Regions from separate parts of the Homo sapiens genome. Here all the other regions are linked to region 1. A link is a contact called in ENCODE Hi-C or POLR2A ChIA-PET data. All regions are on one chromosome and are shown on one strand. The core of a region is the stretch at or near the end of the contact, and the rest is flanking DNA. Distances in the headings are between cores, read along the strand shown.

What was found. Hi-C counts contacts between places; a loop is a spot of excess contacts on that map. ChIA-PET counts read pairs that join two places held with the same protein, here RNA polymerase II (POLR2A). Pooled maps may share reads with other maps.
Region 2: a map of endothelial cell of umbilical vein shows a loop between it and region 1 (5-fold over the local background). The contact joins two enhancer-like sites. A Hi-C loop is called at or near these places in 2 of 168 maps with a recorded cell type or tissue (PC-9 and endothelial cell of umbilical vein) and 2 of 50 pooled maps. POLR2A ChIA-PET finds 5 or more read pairs at or near these places in 2 of 52 experiments (BJ and activated B cell).
Region 3: a loop to region 1 is called in a map of endothelial cell of umbilical vein, with 4 times the contacts of the local background. The contact joins two enhancer-like sites. A Hi-C loop is called at or near these places in 1 of 168 maps with a recorded cell type or tissue (endothelial cell of umbilical vein). POLR2A ChIA-PET finds 5 or more read pairs at or near these places in 4 of 52 experiments (A673, OCI-LY7, Panc1 and 1 more).

The regions. Positions count from the first base shown.
Region 1 is chr6:113,492,867-113,497,890 of GRCh38, forward strand. No RefSeq gene overlaps it. Among named protein-coding and RNA genes, the nearest start is that of LINC02518, 62 kb to the left of the region's middle. Within about 2 kb of position 2,790, at least 3 of the 41 ENCODE cell types and tissues checked have a DNase peak (open chromatin) inside an H3K27ac peak, as active enhancers do; they include PC-9 and endothelial cell of umbilical vein, where a contact is called at or near this core.
Region 2 is chr6:113,556,186-113,561,209 of GRCh38, forward strand. All of the region lies in intron 1 of LOC124901379 (a long non-coding RNA gene), which reads right to left. Among named protein-coding and RNA genes, the nearest start is that of LINC02541, 91 kb to the right of the region's middle. Within about 2 kb of position 2,931, at least 2 of the 41 ENCODE cell types and tissues checked have a DNase peak (open chromatin) inside an H3K27ac peak, as active enhancers do; they include PC-9 and endothelial cell of umbilical vein, where a contact is called at or near this core.
Region 3 is chr6:113,455,693-113,460,716 of GRCh38, forward strand. No RefSeq gene overlaps it. Among named protein-coding and RNA genes, the nearest start is that of LINC02518, 25 kb to the left of the region's middle. Within about 2 kb of position 2,804, at least 3 of the 41 ENCODE cell types and tissues checked have a DNase peak (open chromatin) inside an H3K27ac peak, as active enhancers do; they include endothelial cell of umbilical vein, where a contact is called at or near this core.

The DNA.
Region 1 (5,024 bases), core at 1,540-4,039:
ATTACTGATAATCAGGGCTTGACCAAATGAAGTGAATTTGGAAGCAGCTCTGATAAAGTTTTCTTATTTCTGTCTACGGCAGAAGTTTGTCTACTGTGGATGTATCTCCACTCCCATTTGACAAAACCTGATTTGCAAAAATGAATACATCCTAAACAGACCCTTTTAAAAATGTCTCTTGGATTTACAAATAGATTTAATATAGGATTTCTTTAAATCACTTTTTTACTGCTTTTAAATAAGATTTGATTTACCAATTTTCAGGAACACATCCGCCACAAGTAAAGAGTAATACTCCTGCATAAAAATAACACAGAAAGAGTACCCTTAAAGGCTTAAAGTCCTGCCTCAATAGCATAGCAACAACCAAAAAAAAACATTAAATATTAGTCTTAGGCACAAAGAAAAATATGGCCCCATTGTTTTTAAATTATCTTAAGGCTCTATCTACACATGGGTTCCCCATTACCCAATGTCCTTTGCGCTCTACTTGCTTGGGCTTGACACCTAAATGTGTCCAGACTTATTATTTTTTTAAATATCAACGTCCTTTTCTTTCCATAAAGGAAAGGAAAGAAAGTAGTGCTCAGAGAAAGTCATATGCTTGAACATTTATTTTGAGAATCAGATGAAAGTATATGGAGTAAAAGAAGTAGCCCTCAATTATCTATGTTAGTAAAGAGCAAGACTAGTTTGCTTAATTCAAAAATTTTAACACAATGTGTTGTTTTAGACAACATATTTAGTTTTAAAATTAATTCATTCATGATAAACATAGCTTTTAGTATTTTATCAATACCTTTGCCTAGTCTCCTTCCTAAATCCCTTTTTTTCCTTTTCTTTTTTTTTTTTTTGAGTGGGAATTTCGCTTTATCGTCCAGGCTGGAGTGCAATGGAGCAATCTCAGCTCACTGCAACCGCTGCCACCTGAGTTCAAGCGATTCTCCTGCCTCAGCCTCCTGAGTAGTTGGGATTACAGCTGCCACCACTCCCTGCTAAATTTTTTTTGTATTTTTAGTAGAAATGGGGTTTCACCATCTTGGCCAGTCTCGTCTTGAACTCCTGACCTTGTGATCCACCTGCGTCGGCCTCCCAAAGTGCTGGGATTACAGGCATGAGCCACCCTGCCCGGCCTCTCCTTCCTAAATCTCTAAATCTCTACATGATCTTTGTTTCCCAAGACCCTAGCATGTATTCTATAGACTTGAGTTAGATCATACCTCTTCCACTAATCCAATTAATTACCCAACTCACCCCTAAGCAACATGCTAACCAGAAAGACAACATATTTTATTGGTGAGTATCTATGGTAGGTAAAACCAGATCAACCTGATTCTGCTCTGTCAAGGTCCAGGTTTCTGAGTTTCTATCCTCTGTGAAGTTCCACCAGATCACACAGTATACAGGAGACACTGAAGGACAGGGTCAGTGTCATCTATGGTAGGTAAAACCGGATCAACCTGATTCTGCTCTGTCAAGGTCCAGGTTTCTGAGTTTCTGTCCTCTGTGATGTTCCACCAGATCACACAGTATACAGGAGACACTGAAGGACGGGATCCGTGTCTCGTTCCTTTCTCTGTGTCTTCTCTCCCCAATGGTATTTAAATATATACAAGACTCTCCCAATAAACATATTTTAAAAACCCTTCTCTTTTGTCTTGACTCTCTGTCTTATCACTTAAATTTCTTATGCCCATCTCCAAATTTCTCAGAAGTTCAGCCTGTCCCCGACATTGATCACCCTCTGCTTCTTAAAACTCTCCTAACTTGGTTTCTATTCCACCACATCCTCCTGGTTTTTCTTAAATTTTGATGAGTCTAGCTATTCCCTGTTTTCTTTGCACAGCCATCCCATATTGCCCAGCTTTATCTTATCAATCCCTATGTTCTCTCACATTGTAGTTTTATGTACACCTGTAGTTCAAGAACCACATAGTTACTAATGGCTTCCAAGTTCAAATCCTTGGTCCAAACCTCCCACTAGAAATGCTGATTTGTACATTAAACTACAGTCTCACTAAATGCACCAGAATAAACAGTAAGACTTCAAATTCAATGTGTCCAAAGCTGAAATCATTAATTTCTCCCTTAAGTTTGTTCCTATTCCTATATTCTCTAGTTTATGATACTGCCATTCAAACAAATATTTCAAGTAGAAACGAGGATCCCATTATTAATGTTACCACCTCCCTCAATCCTTGCATGTAATCAATCAAATCGCAGAGTCTTTGTTATTTTACTTCTAAGTAATTATAAAATCTATTCTTCTTATTACCCCAGCTACTGCTGTCATAACTAAGGCTCTTGACTTGAGACACTGTGGCAACCTTCTCAAAAGTCTCACTTAGAACCATTGTATCTTCTACTAGCCACGAGAGTTATAGCTATAATGTCTATGTCTTTTTAGCTCCCTAACTACTCAGAATAAAGCTCCTAGACAAGGAACATGGCCCCTTGCCCATTTCTATGCCATTATTTTTTGCCACTCAGTCTCATGCCTTTTATTTTTCACCTCTGAATCTCATACTTCATATTTCAGAAACCTCTAAATGCCTGCAGTTTCCCGTACAGCATTCAATTTCTTGCCTTCATTCTTTGCTCACAGCCTGTCTCTCTTCCTATCTCTTCTTGTCTTCTCCTCACCTCGGCCAACACACCTTACCTGCCTAACTCCTACTCATTCTTTGAGAATCTCCTATAGATTTTTTTGACATGTAACACCCACCACCCCCCAGGCTGAGTTAAATATCTGTTCTGCATGACCTCACAGTGCCTTGCGTATCTCTTTCCTGAATACTCATCCTCAGCCTTCAGCATAGTGCCCCATATACTGTTGGCTTTCATGAATATGTGTTGAATGGGTGAGTGTAGAATAGCAGGATGGCTTCCTGCTGACTGGGCTTTTAGCAATGTATCAGTCTAAGATATGATGTCATTTCTCTCCATTGAGCAGGGGACTGTGACTAATGATTTTTATCACTATTTCCTACTGAGCCTCATGATTTTGTTTGAAGTATTATAGATTTGAAGAATTTCAACCACATCCAGATCTACATGTGCTCACAAATTATGTTGGAAAATGAATATTAAAGTAGTTTCAATTGTGGAAAATTGTGACAAGTTTTCTCCAATAGAAGATGCAATCAAAGACAGCCTTATCATTTTCATGTTCTTCCATTCCAAATTTGTCACTGGAGATGCCAAAAAGCCAGACAAAGTTTTACCTTTGTGTCTCATCTGTATGTCTTCTCCAGTAGAGTAGTGCAAGTGATGTGAATGGACAGAAAGTTAGTCCACAAAGAGAAAAAGAGAAAAATCCCCTTCCATAATCAAGAGATAGCATAGTGCATTTTTACACTATTTTAGCATTTTAAACTCTAGAAAAATAGAACACTGCTTCCTGTAACTCACAAGTCGGAGCCTGGAATTTGTCTCACAGGAAACATCTGGGATGCTGCAGGTCAGGGGTGATGAAGGTTACAATGGGTATGTTTCACAGGGAAGGAGTAAGTGTGCGGAAACTGGAAGTTTCAGGGTATAGGATGTGAATACTTTTTAAGACAATGGAAGACAATAGCAAAGAAGCACAGACAACGGAAGAACTATGGGAAGAGATCTGAAAAAGAAACCAAGAGGCTTCAAGAGATAAAAACAAAATACGTCAAATAATTACTACTCACTGGATAAAAACAACAGAAAGGGAAAAATTGAGAGGCTGAGCTTTTAACTCAAAAAATGACAGAAGAAATGCAGCAGCATCTGTGGATGACTAAATCTAACATCCTTTGTTTGAGAGATGGTGGAGAACAAGGAAATACCGGCGGGGGAAGAATAGTCCTTTTTATCAGCACGTTGTCTAGCTTTATGGACAAGAGAATTTATCGACTGTTTTACCTGCACATGGTTTTTTTAAAAAAAGTTTATGTTAAACATCACTAATTTTCATTTGAACTTTAAAAATAAAAAATTCACAAAAAATTGATTTAAATATTTCATTCTGGTAAGACATAGAGTACATTGTTTCACCTATACTGATTTATTTTATAATTTGCAATATTAGCATTTGGAGATTTATATTTTGTCTTATCCACTAGGTATATTTCATTCAAAGTACCTTCATGAAACCTAACCTCCAAACTCTCCAGGTTCATGTGTCCCTTCAAATGACAGAAGGATTCAGACTTGCTCTTTATCTCCCATGTCTTTGCTCCAAAGCATTAGACTCCTGGCTTAGCCATCAAGATTACCATTTTAAGTAACAGTTTCTAAATATTCAGGTTCCCATAATAGAATAAAGTTTATACAAGTCGACAATCATAGGTACAGAGTTCATTTTTGTCCCTCTTGGTAAAATGAAATTATGGAAAAATATGTATTTATATTGTCTTTGATTAAGTTGTGTTTGATCTGAGCTTGAAAAGTTATAGAGTTATATAAATATTATATAATATACAGTTATACAATATTTTGCAGTAGCACAATACATATGTAGCACTCTTACAACAGCTATATATTCAGAATATTTAAACAATATTTTTAAAGTTTAGTATCACAAAACTATTTTATATACTGGAAGCCAAAGCCCCACATAAAACAATGCATAAATGTTTTAGGTCAAACAGGAAAAAAAGGGGGGTGGGGAATGATACTGAGAAGTCAAATATATTACTGCATTTTGGAACATTAAATTCATTTACTTATTAAGAAAATTTTGAGTTTTTTTCTAAACTATAAACATGCCTGTAAATGTGACAAATATAACATCTTACGGATGCCTAATGCTAACTCTTAACATGAAACATTACTCCAGACTGCTCTCCATGACTTATACTGAAACAGGAGTGAAAGAAGAAAAAGCATCAGCATTTTATATCTTATTTGTTTCAGGGATTTCTGTGTTATTTGGGGTTGTTCATGGGCAGTAATTGCATTAATTTTCATGTATGACTCCCCACTATCGTAATGAGAAAGGCTTCGTGTAACATTTCTCCATCCCAGTTGCAATTAAAATGAAGGGGCAAGAA
Region 2 (5,024 bases), core at 1,681-4,180, 63 kb after region 1:
CTCAACCACAACTTTCTGCAAACCTTCTTGGCCTCTCAGCCTTCACCCATCCTTCTAACCTGCAAATAACTTAAGATGAAAAGTGATGGTAAAGGTAGGGTTCATCTCTCTGTGCTCTCTTTTCCAGGATCTTGACTCTCAAGTCCTTGCTACTTTGGTAGCTCTTCAGTGCCTTCAAACAGATTTTGTTGTTATTGTTGCTGTTGTTCAGCTTATTTTGTCTTTCTCAGTGTGTAGAGTGGGTTTGAAAGTAAATAGTCTAACATGATCACAAAATGAAAAAGTCTATTCTCTTTTCTAAATAATTTTTGCTTTTGGCTTTATTAACTCCTTTGTTCTACTTTTCTTTGGTTTGTTTTATTATAGGTTTTTTTTTTTTTTTTTGCTTCCTTGGTTGAGTATTTAATCCGATTCTGATGCTTTCTCTTCTTTATCACTTCAAACATTGCTTTTCATGTAAATTCATTTTGAACTCATTTAACAACTGTCCGCGAGTGGTAACCAGCAAGATCATAGAACCTGATGTGGTTCTACCCCAAAACTTATACAACAAATATTTGATGATTTTCTATCTGGTATCCATTATCTACTTTCTACATTTTAGTAACACTCAAGATTTGGTTCAAGTATCTGCTATTGCCCCTTTGGCTAAATTACTTTGAGGGAAACTGATCCTACCTCCATCTCCAATTTTAGGCTGTGGATTGGTTTAAATCTAATTACACATTTCATTCTCTTGGCCACAATAATTGGGTTAGCTGTCCAGATATGATCTAATCAAATTCAGGCACAGTAATCTCAAGAGTCTTTCTTGGAATCCTAAGCTAGGAATACTCTTATTCTTTCCTATGTAAGAGTGAGAAGCATCATACCCTGTTTTCTCCTGGTGTTTATCTTGCAACCATGAGAGAAGCCTGGCAGGGACTAACATGATACATGCATAGAATTGGACAGAGCTGAAAAAGCCATACAGCAATTGACCTGGAACCCTAATTAAACCATGCTGGAAGCCCACCCACCAGCTGGACTTTCAAGTTACTGAGCCAATAAATTCCCTTTATTATTTAAGCCACTTTAGATTTAATTGACTTTTCTTTCACTCACAGCCAAATGCATTCTAACTGAAACACTTGGGTACCTAACAAACACTTTGTAATGATGGCGACATCAGAGAAAAGAAAAAAGTAAAAACAAATAGAAATAGGTTAATGTTCTTAAGTCCATCCATATTCACTAGTCCATTAAATCAAAATATAAACCACTCGATTTTAACATCTGGAATTTTATTTGTTTTGTTCCTCATTGTATCCCCAGTACCTGGTTTAGCGCCTGGCATTTTTCAATAAATATTCACTGGGAAGTGGTAGGAGGAAATAATTAATAATAATAATAAATATTCAATAAGTACATGTCGAATGAGTGAATAGTTATGGCCTTGAGTAATTTTTTTCCCTAAAGATATTGCCATTGACTTTCAACTACTGAGAGGAAAACATTTTCTCAGTGTGTAAAATATCCCAAGCTTGTGACCAAGAAGGAATCTTAGCATCCATATGGTCTCATTAAAATGAAATGCTTTGTTCCTCAGATTTCCCAGATTGAAAGGGTATGTGTATAAACAATAAATATAAATCCAAAATACTTACAACAATAAATTTCATGACATGTTTTTATAGAATATCAATTAATAGGAACGGCATCAATGTATAAACAGTGTGTAACTAAGCTACAGAACACTTTTAGTTCTGTCATTTGTAAAATAAATGAATGATTCCAAGATTACTTCCACCTCTAAAAATAACATGAGTTTATGATTCGAGAGTTGCTCTTTTATCGTCAAAGTGGTCCAATGTATTGGCACCTCCAATCTCTTCTGATGGTCTCTGTAGCACTTCCAGCAGTGCCCTAATCATACGCAGACCACAAAACGTAATGGTCTGGGATGTGCACGTCCAAGGTCCAGGAGCACTTCAGCAAGAGACCTGAGCTCAGCTGATTAAAGAAAGCATGATTCAGTCCTCCTCACCCAAGGGAAGGCCCACAAAAGATCTCTTCAGTGAAGAAAGGGAATGGGAAGCACAGTGCGCATGTGAGTGCAATCAGATACACCCCAAGTTAGAGCAAAGGGTCAAATTAAGGGGCGTTAAACATCCTGGAAAGAGCTAAGGAGAGGGAAAAGAAGAGAAGTGATTGTACACTTAGAGGCAAGCATAATCCAGGTTCTTATGTTTTGTCAGTGGAGAAGGGTTTGAGTCTAGCCAGACTGGCAATAGCAAATGCTTGGCCCTCAGTGTTTCCCACCCCAACATCTGCCACTGCAGGAGAGACAGCAACCAGTAAGAGGCTGCAGGGACTATGGTCTACAGCACTGGATGGGGGGAATGGCAAGGGTCCTGGGTGGCAGCACAGGTGGCAGCCAAGTGGCAACTTGTATGCCAGATGGGAGAGTGTCACATGCTGCCCCTGGCACACATGCAGCTCATTTTAGGGGACTAACAAAGCCCTGCATTTCTCAAATGGACATATGGTGTCAAAGAGGAAGGTATAAAATTCTATTATGTGGAAACCAATGAATAAAATCAAAATATTTCTCTCTTACTTAGAAGAGAATATAAATAAATGGAATTATCAATTATGATTTTCTAATAAAGAAGATAAAAACTTCCATTGAAATCTGAAGAAAGAAGAAACTACCTAAATAAACCCCAGCAGTGAAGCCCATTTTTCAAGACAGATACACCCAGCTTCTCTTTACAATCTACCTCCTGTTCTCAGCACTAATTTTCTCCCATCTTTATTCTGTCTGCTCATCTCAGTTCTAAGCTTCCTCTACAAGTCACTGACTAGTGTGGAACAGCTTTTCTAATCTACCCACATTCTTGTAGGCATGGTAATGGATCCCTTCAAATAGGAAATTGCTACTTTAAAGAGACAGGACACTTTGAAACCAAGACAGTTGAAAAGATGTCATTGTAAATTAACACAACAGACAAACAGAATCTGGAAAGAGTTATTTGCAAATGTATTTGGGCATGAAGAAGGAAGTGGGTCACAAAATTATGACCCCTGCATATTTAGTCTAATACACATCCTCATTCCAGACAACTAACTGTGAGCTATTGAAAATGAAAGTTTAAAGAGAATATAATAAAAAGACATTCTCATAACTTCTCCTCTGAAGATCCATAAATAGATTGGAAATAATGTCCAGGAGGCCTTTGCAACTGCTTGTGGGGGTAGCAGTAATTAACAGAATCCAAACACAATGTAATCTTCTACTTAAACACTGTCACCATTTCTTAATTTTTCCTTAAAATTATGATTGTTTCTTGCTAGCTTCCCTGGCTCAAAAGATATATTTAAATTGCCCTACTTTTGCTCCCTGCATATCAAAGAGAGAGAGAAAAAATGCAGCCTAGTTAGCCAGAAAGGAAAACAACATTTCTATAAGCATATAATCTTACTTTAAAACTGGCAAAGCAAGTAGAAGGGACTAAAAATGTTATAGCCTTGGTTCCATATTCATTACCTCCAAGTGAAAGCATACAATATGCGGCAGTTGCTGTATTAGGCTCTTTATTTCTTACTAAATGCAAATAAGTTCAAGCATAAATTCTAAAAAGGATAACCTTACTTAGATATTAGGAACAATTCTCTTCCTTTAGGGGACTCTGGAATGCTGAAAGAGGAAACCAGGAAGGTTATACAATTTTCTTTTTCATGAGATTATAAGGAAGATAGTAAGAATTTTTAAGGATAATCCCTCAATAACATATTTCCTAGAGGAAGAAAGATACAAATGCTCGTATAGCCCAAAAACTTGCTAATGGCAGAACGATGGACTTTTTTCATGAAGGGAGGGACCACTCTTTGTCACACAAGATCTATGCCTAGTGATGGTTCATAAATGTGCTAGAATAAATTCCTAATTCTATGTGTACATTTGAGTAGCAAGATGATTCTGAAAATTGTACTAATAGTTACTATTCCACTAATAAAATTAGATCCAGAAAGCAATTGGGTTTCCAGGCCACGGGTAAGCATATGTATAAAGTACTAATTCTTTAGGGCCTCTTTAAAGCACACTTTTTTGTTTTACTATGATACAAAAAAAAAGTGTAATTTTGGAATGTATGTGCATGTGAATGTGTCCAAAACCAGCGCTGAAATTAATAAGGGATCCTTATTTAGACACTATTACAACAAGAACCCCCTATTAGTCTGCTAGAGCTGCCACAACAAGGTATCACAAATTGGGTGACTTAAACAACAGAAATTTATTGTCTCACAGTTCTAGACCTAGAAGTCCAAGATCAAAGTATCAGCAGAGTTCACTCTTTCTGAGGCCAAGGGAAAGAAGCTATTTCATGCCACTTCCCTGGCTTCTGGTGGTTTGCTGACAATCTTTGGCATTCATTTGCTTGAAGAAGCATCATCTTATCTATGCTTTCATCTTTACATGGCAGACTCTCTAGATGCATGCCTGTATCTAAGTTTTATCTTTTTGTAAGGACACCAATCCTATTGGATTAGGACCCACCTGAAGACCTCATTTTAGTTTGATTACCTCTGCGAAGACTGTATCTCCAAACAAAGTCATATTCTAAAGTCCTGGGGCTTAGGATGCCAATATATCCTTCTTTATTAGGGGGTAACACATTTCAACCCATAGCATACTCCCCCGAAAGAATAATTACATAGGGTAAAAGCAAGCAAACATACTTAACCAGACTAGATGTCTATATTACTTTATTCCTTATACAAAGACTAGGTCTCTGTAAAATCAGACATTTTAATTCTGTCCTCTGAGCTGGCTCATTGTCTAGTGTTTTGGAAGCAACCAACTGTTGGTTAACTTTTTAAAATTCAATTTTCATAAGGTTGGACAGATATCATATAGACACAGCAAAAACAAATGCCATACCACTGGAATGACTCAGAGCTATAATCACAAGTCACAAAGGCACAACATTTTATTCTTATGATGAGTATCAAGTGGGTGTTATAAAAAAAAACCCCTTAAA
Region 3 (5,024 bases), core at 1,554-4,053, 37 kb before region 1:
TCTTGAACTGTGGCTCCCATAATTCCCACGTGTTGTGAGAGGGAGCCAGTGGGAGATAATTGAATCATAGGGGGAGTTTCCCCCATACTGTTCTCATAGTAGTGAGTAAATCTCACGAGATCTGATGCTTTTATATAAAGAGTTTTCCCATTTGCTTGGCTCTCATTTTCTCTGTTTGCCTGCCACCATGTAACATGTCGCTTTGTTCCTCCTTGCCTTCCACCATCATTGTGGGCCTCCTCAGCCATGTGGAACTGTGAGTCAATTAAACCTCTTTTCTTTAAAAATTACCCAGTCTCTGCTATGTCTTTATCAGCAGTGTGGAAATGAACTAATACATAGGCTAAGATGAAGTCTCATATAACGAAACATAATCATGGTAGTGACAACCCATCACCTTTACAGCATAACATCATCTAATCAAGGGGGTGACATCTCACAGCCTTTGCCATATTCCTTTGTTTAGAAACACGTTGACATGTTAGGAGAGGGGATCATACAAGGGCGTGGATCACTAACTAGTATTCCAAGGGGGTCATCCTAAGGTGTGTCTGCCACAGCAATAACAATGTAATAGAGAAACCAAAAGGGGATTCATTGAAGCTTGGAAGCCCACTTACGTCACACAACAAGTAAAGAGACAATACCAGGCAATACTGTCTGGAAACTCCAGATGTCCGACTAGGTGAGCATTTTCTAAAATACTTTTACAGACCTCACTTTTACAAGATAATATCTGGTGAGTTTCGAAATAAACAGTTTTGGAATGCTAGAATAACTAAAGTTAAACAGATTTCTCTAATTAAAAACTTTTTATCACTTTTATTGTAAATCTCATAGGAATGAAAGCCTTCCCAAATTAATCTGATGCTGGAACACTTTTGTTCATAAAACAATAATAAGAATAGCTAAAAACCATAAAGAACATTCTATGCCACAGGCATTATTCTAAACACAGTCATAGGTCAATAATACTGAAGGGGCTGCCAGAGGCTGTGCTTGTGTGTGCTTGTGTGCATGTGCACGTGTGCTGATACGGGTGGCTCCAGGACAATATATGGCAATACATGGATGGTGCAGCTTCTTTTTCTCCTCCCTCCAACTCCCACACTTCCAATCTCACACCAATACCTGCAGCAAAGGGGCCTAGAAGAGATAGTGGTAAAAGGATGAGAAGGATGAACTTGAAAACGAGAAAAAAGACACAATTCCTCACATCTTCAGACACATGGAACATCATTTCAACAACCACTGAATGGCTCAGATCCAGATCTCCAATTCCAGGTCTAGTGCTTTGCCAGTTCTGTTGTGGCAATGTGTATTAAAGAAAAAGAATGGCTAATTTGCTAATCACACATTCTGTAACAAGATCCATTCATATCTAAAACTTTTATCTGGTAGGAAAGGGATAGACCAGAAGCTGCATCTTTTATAGTCTTCTCCCTGAAGTTACCAAGGTTGATTTATGTTTTTATTTTGTTACAATCTTCTGCTTTCTTCCTGACTTCCTTTGGTTGGTTATCCATTCCCTGAGATTTGTTTTCTTAAAAGAAGGATGGAGGATGATGTTAGCTGGCAGCCAGGAAGTGGGTGTCACCGCCACAAAAGGTCAGTGGAGGGCTACAACCAGCATCATGGAAAGGGGCCTCTTAGTAAGGAAACATGGCCGTGCATTTCTCCAAGACCACGTGACAACCAAGAATCCTCTAGAGCTGGACAAGAGGAAATATTCCGGGAATGGCTTTGTGGTTGGCTGGACATTTGCACAAAGTCCTAAGAGAATTTTTAAGGGACCTGCCCAAACTCTGCCTGTCTATGTAAAAACTTTACTTGCATTCTTTGTTTCTTCATTTTCTACATTAAGACTGATGTCAAAATGAAACATAATTGGGCAGTTAGCAGCATTGCAAAAGCAATGAACTGAGATGTAACCCATTCATAAATAAAACCTATTACTTAATCGTTTACATTCATACAAGTATTTTTAGTTTTTGAAAATAACCAAGGAAATTCTCAGAAAATGTCAAGAGAAAAACTCAAAAGAAAGCCTCTCACAGACATGCAGGAGTCTGATAACAGTTTAAAATATTAATCTGACCTATTTTTTTTTTTACTTGTTACAACTTGGGCTTGCTCTAGATCATACCATCTTTAATTGGTGCGTTTGCTTTGCACTAGACTGTTTGCCTTTCTTCAGTTAACGAAGGAATTTTCCTGCATGAAATGATACAAACAAAGGTCAGATATCTGGGGCCAGAGTGTCAGCAGGAGCCCATGTTCTGGACTGTAAGGGGTAAATTACCACTGGTCACAAAGAAAAAGAGAGAGAGAGAGTAATTGGGTCTTGGTTTTCTGTTTTCCTGCAGGAAGATAATTGTGTTATTCACATGTCCATTTCCACTTAAGGAAAAAATAAACACATAGCAGATTACAGTATTCCAACACTCTGAATTACCCTTCTTTATCTCCATTTTAAAAGCGAAAGTCTTTTTCTATAACCGGTTAATTCCTGAGCTTCTGTCTTGTCTTCTTCCTCACTATGGAAGGATTTCTTCCCAGCACATGTTTATGTATTTTGAGGACTAACTAGTATTTCAAACTTCAGTATTCTTGCTTTTCTTTACCACACACTAATGAGAATTATTCTTGAATAACATTGTGCATTAATTATGGCTCCAGAGAGCAAGATTCCATTCAAGTTCAAGATAGGTTAATTCTAATTAGCATAAAGGTTAGAGATTGAATTTGAAAAGCTACTGTAATAAGCCATGAAACAACCAGGAAAACCACAGATTTTCTCTATGGGTAGTGATATATTGTGTTTGTTTATTTGTTAACACAAGCCGTAGTTCAGGAAGGGGCTGGATCATCAGACAGCAATGAGACCTGGAAAGGATGTGGGTAGTTGGACAGGGGCAGGGAGAAGAGAGTGCATTAAGAGGAATTAACAGAAAATATAATATGTAATCAATCCCTCAGCTCAGGAGGCAGCAATCTTTTCCTGTCAAAAGCCAGAGAGCAAATATTTTAGGCTGTGTGGACTACATACAATCTCTGTAGCCAATTGTTCTTTGTTTGCTTGTTTTTCTTAGAATGCTTTAAAAGATAAAAGCTATTTTTAATTTTTAGACCAAACACAAACAAGACGCATGCCAGACTGGGCCAATGAACTGTAGTTTGTGAACCCTGCTTTAGTCCATTTACACACAGCCATTAAAATTGACCTTTTTTAAAAAAAAAAAAAAAAAAGATTCAGAAATAAAGATGTCTAGTTGTTTAAAAATAGCTCAATCAGGTCATGGGTCAAATATGAGAAAACTTTTGGATTGTTAAAATATAATCCAGGGTGGGCCAGGCACAGTGGCTCATGCCTGTAATCCCAGCACTTTGAGAGGCCAAGGTGGGCAGATCACTTAAGGTCAAGAGTTTAAGACCAGCCTAGCCAACATGGTGAAAGCCCGTCTCTACTAAAAATACAAAAATTGGGTGAATGTGGTGCTGGGGGCCTGTAATCCCAGCTACTTGGGAGGCCGAGGCAGAAGAATTGCTTGAACCCAGGAAGCGGAGGTTGCAGTGAACTGAGATCACACCACTGCACTACAGCCTGGGTGACAGAGCCAGACTCCATCTCAAAAAATGAAAATAAAATAATAATAATAATCCAAGGTGTTAAGTCAAAGAGACAGATTTATTTGTGAGTTTTTGTTTTTTTCCCCCAACCCCCCCCCCAAAAAAAATTAAACTTAAAAAGGTGATTGTAGCGTCTAATTAAAGTTTTGGACTTCAAAAATAGAAAATTTACTCTTCTTTATCTATTTGTCTAAAATCCATGAAATATGTCGTAAGAGACCATAGCTGCCTAATATAGTCTGAGGACTGCCAGTTATATATTTCTCATAAATGCCAGGATAATGTTAATTCTTGGTTTGGCTATAAGAAAGGAGGAAGAGGATGAGAAAAACTAAGACAATATAATAACCACCAATAACCGATATAATTAACAAGCGTAAAGACTAATAATTAATAACCATTTAGCTGAACAGATGAGCTTTTAAAAGGCACAATCAAAGGTAAAAACTTTCTTTCTCATCACAAAAATGTAATCAAACAAAGACTACTTAATTATTTAAGATGAGTCTTACAAAAGCTAAGAGTCCTCCTCCATGGTAGGAGATGAGGTCACTGACCCAGGGATTGTAGAATGAAGGTTTTCTGAAATTCCCTTGCATTGCTTTAATGTTAGGGGGAAATACTTTTATCCTATCCCCATCTTAAACACCAAATTCCTTTAAAGTCTTTATGTGAATCTTGAATTCTCCCCTGCAATAGATTCTCACCATTTTCTTATCAAAGAATGGCCGATTCATTAAATTTCAATGAATGCTATTAAAATTTCAGTGGGATGGCCCATGCCTACCTTACAGTTTCATCAACTCCTAATGCCACACACCCTTGAGGTCACACCTTTTCCACATTGACTTGCAGGGAGCCAGCTGCAAGGGGCTGAAGAATTTCCACTGCCAAAATATACCCCTCTGCCCCAGTGACTGAGTGTTCACCTTTACAAACTCCCAGCTATTAGCTAAGGCTTCTGGTTAGGACAAAATGGAGGACAAAATCCAGACCTAGGGACCAGGAAAAATTCTTTACATGACTATGTGTAGTTTTCCAAAACATACCTATGTCACAATTTGCATCAATTAGAGAATATTTTATATGTACCAGAAAACTGCTACTGAAAAGGCAGAAACTAGAAATCCTTGGGCAACATTATCATTTTAACACCGATTTTAATCTATCTGCTTTGCTTACAACACTAAATTACTATTAAATCAAGTTTAGCCGAAAGCTCCTTACATATTTTAACTTCAGCCTAAAAATTTCTCTGTACATAGTGAACTGCAACCTAACTGGACATGTTAACAAACTGTAACCTGTTCTTGTACCCATCACAGAGTTTTGGCCAATCACAGGCAGCCGACTGATTAAATCATGTGCCAATAAGGGAAAACCCAAGCTGTAGC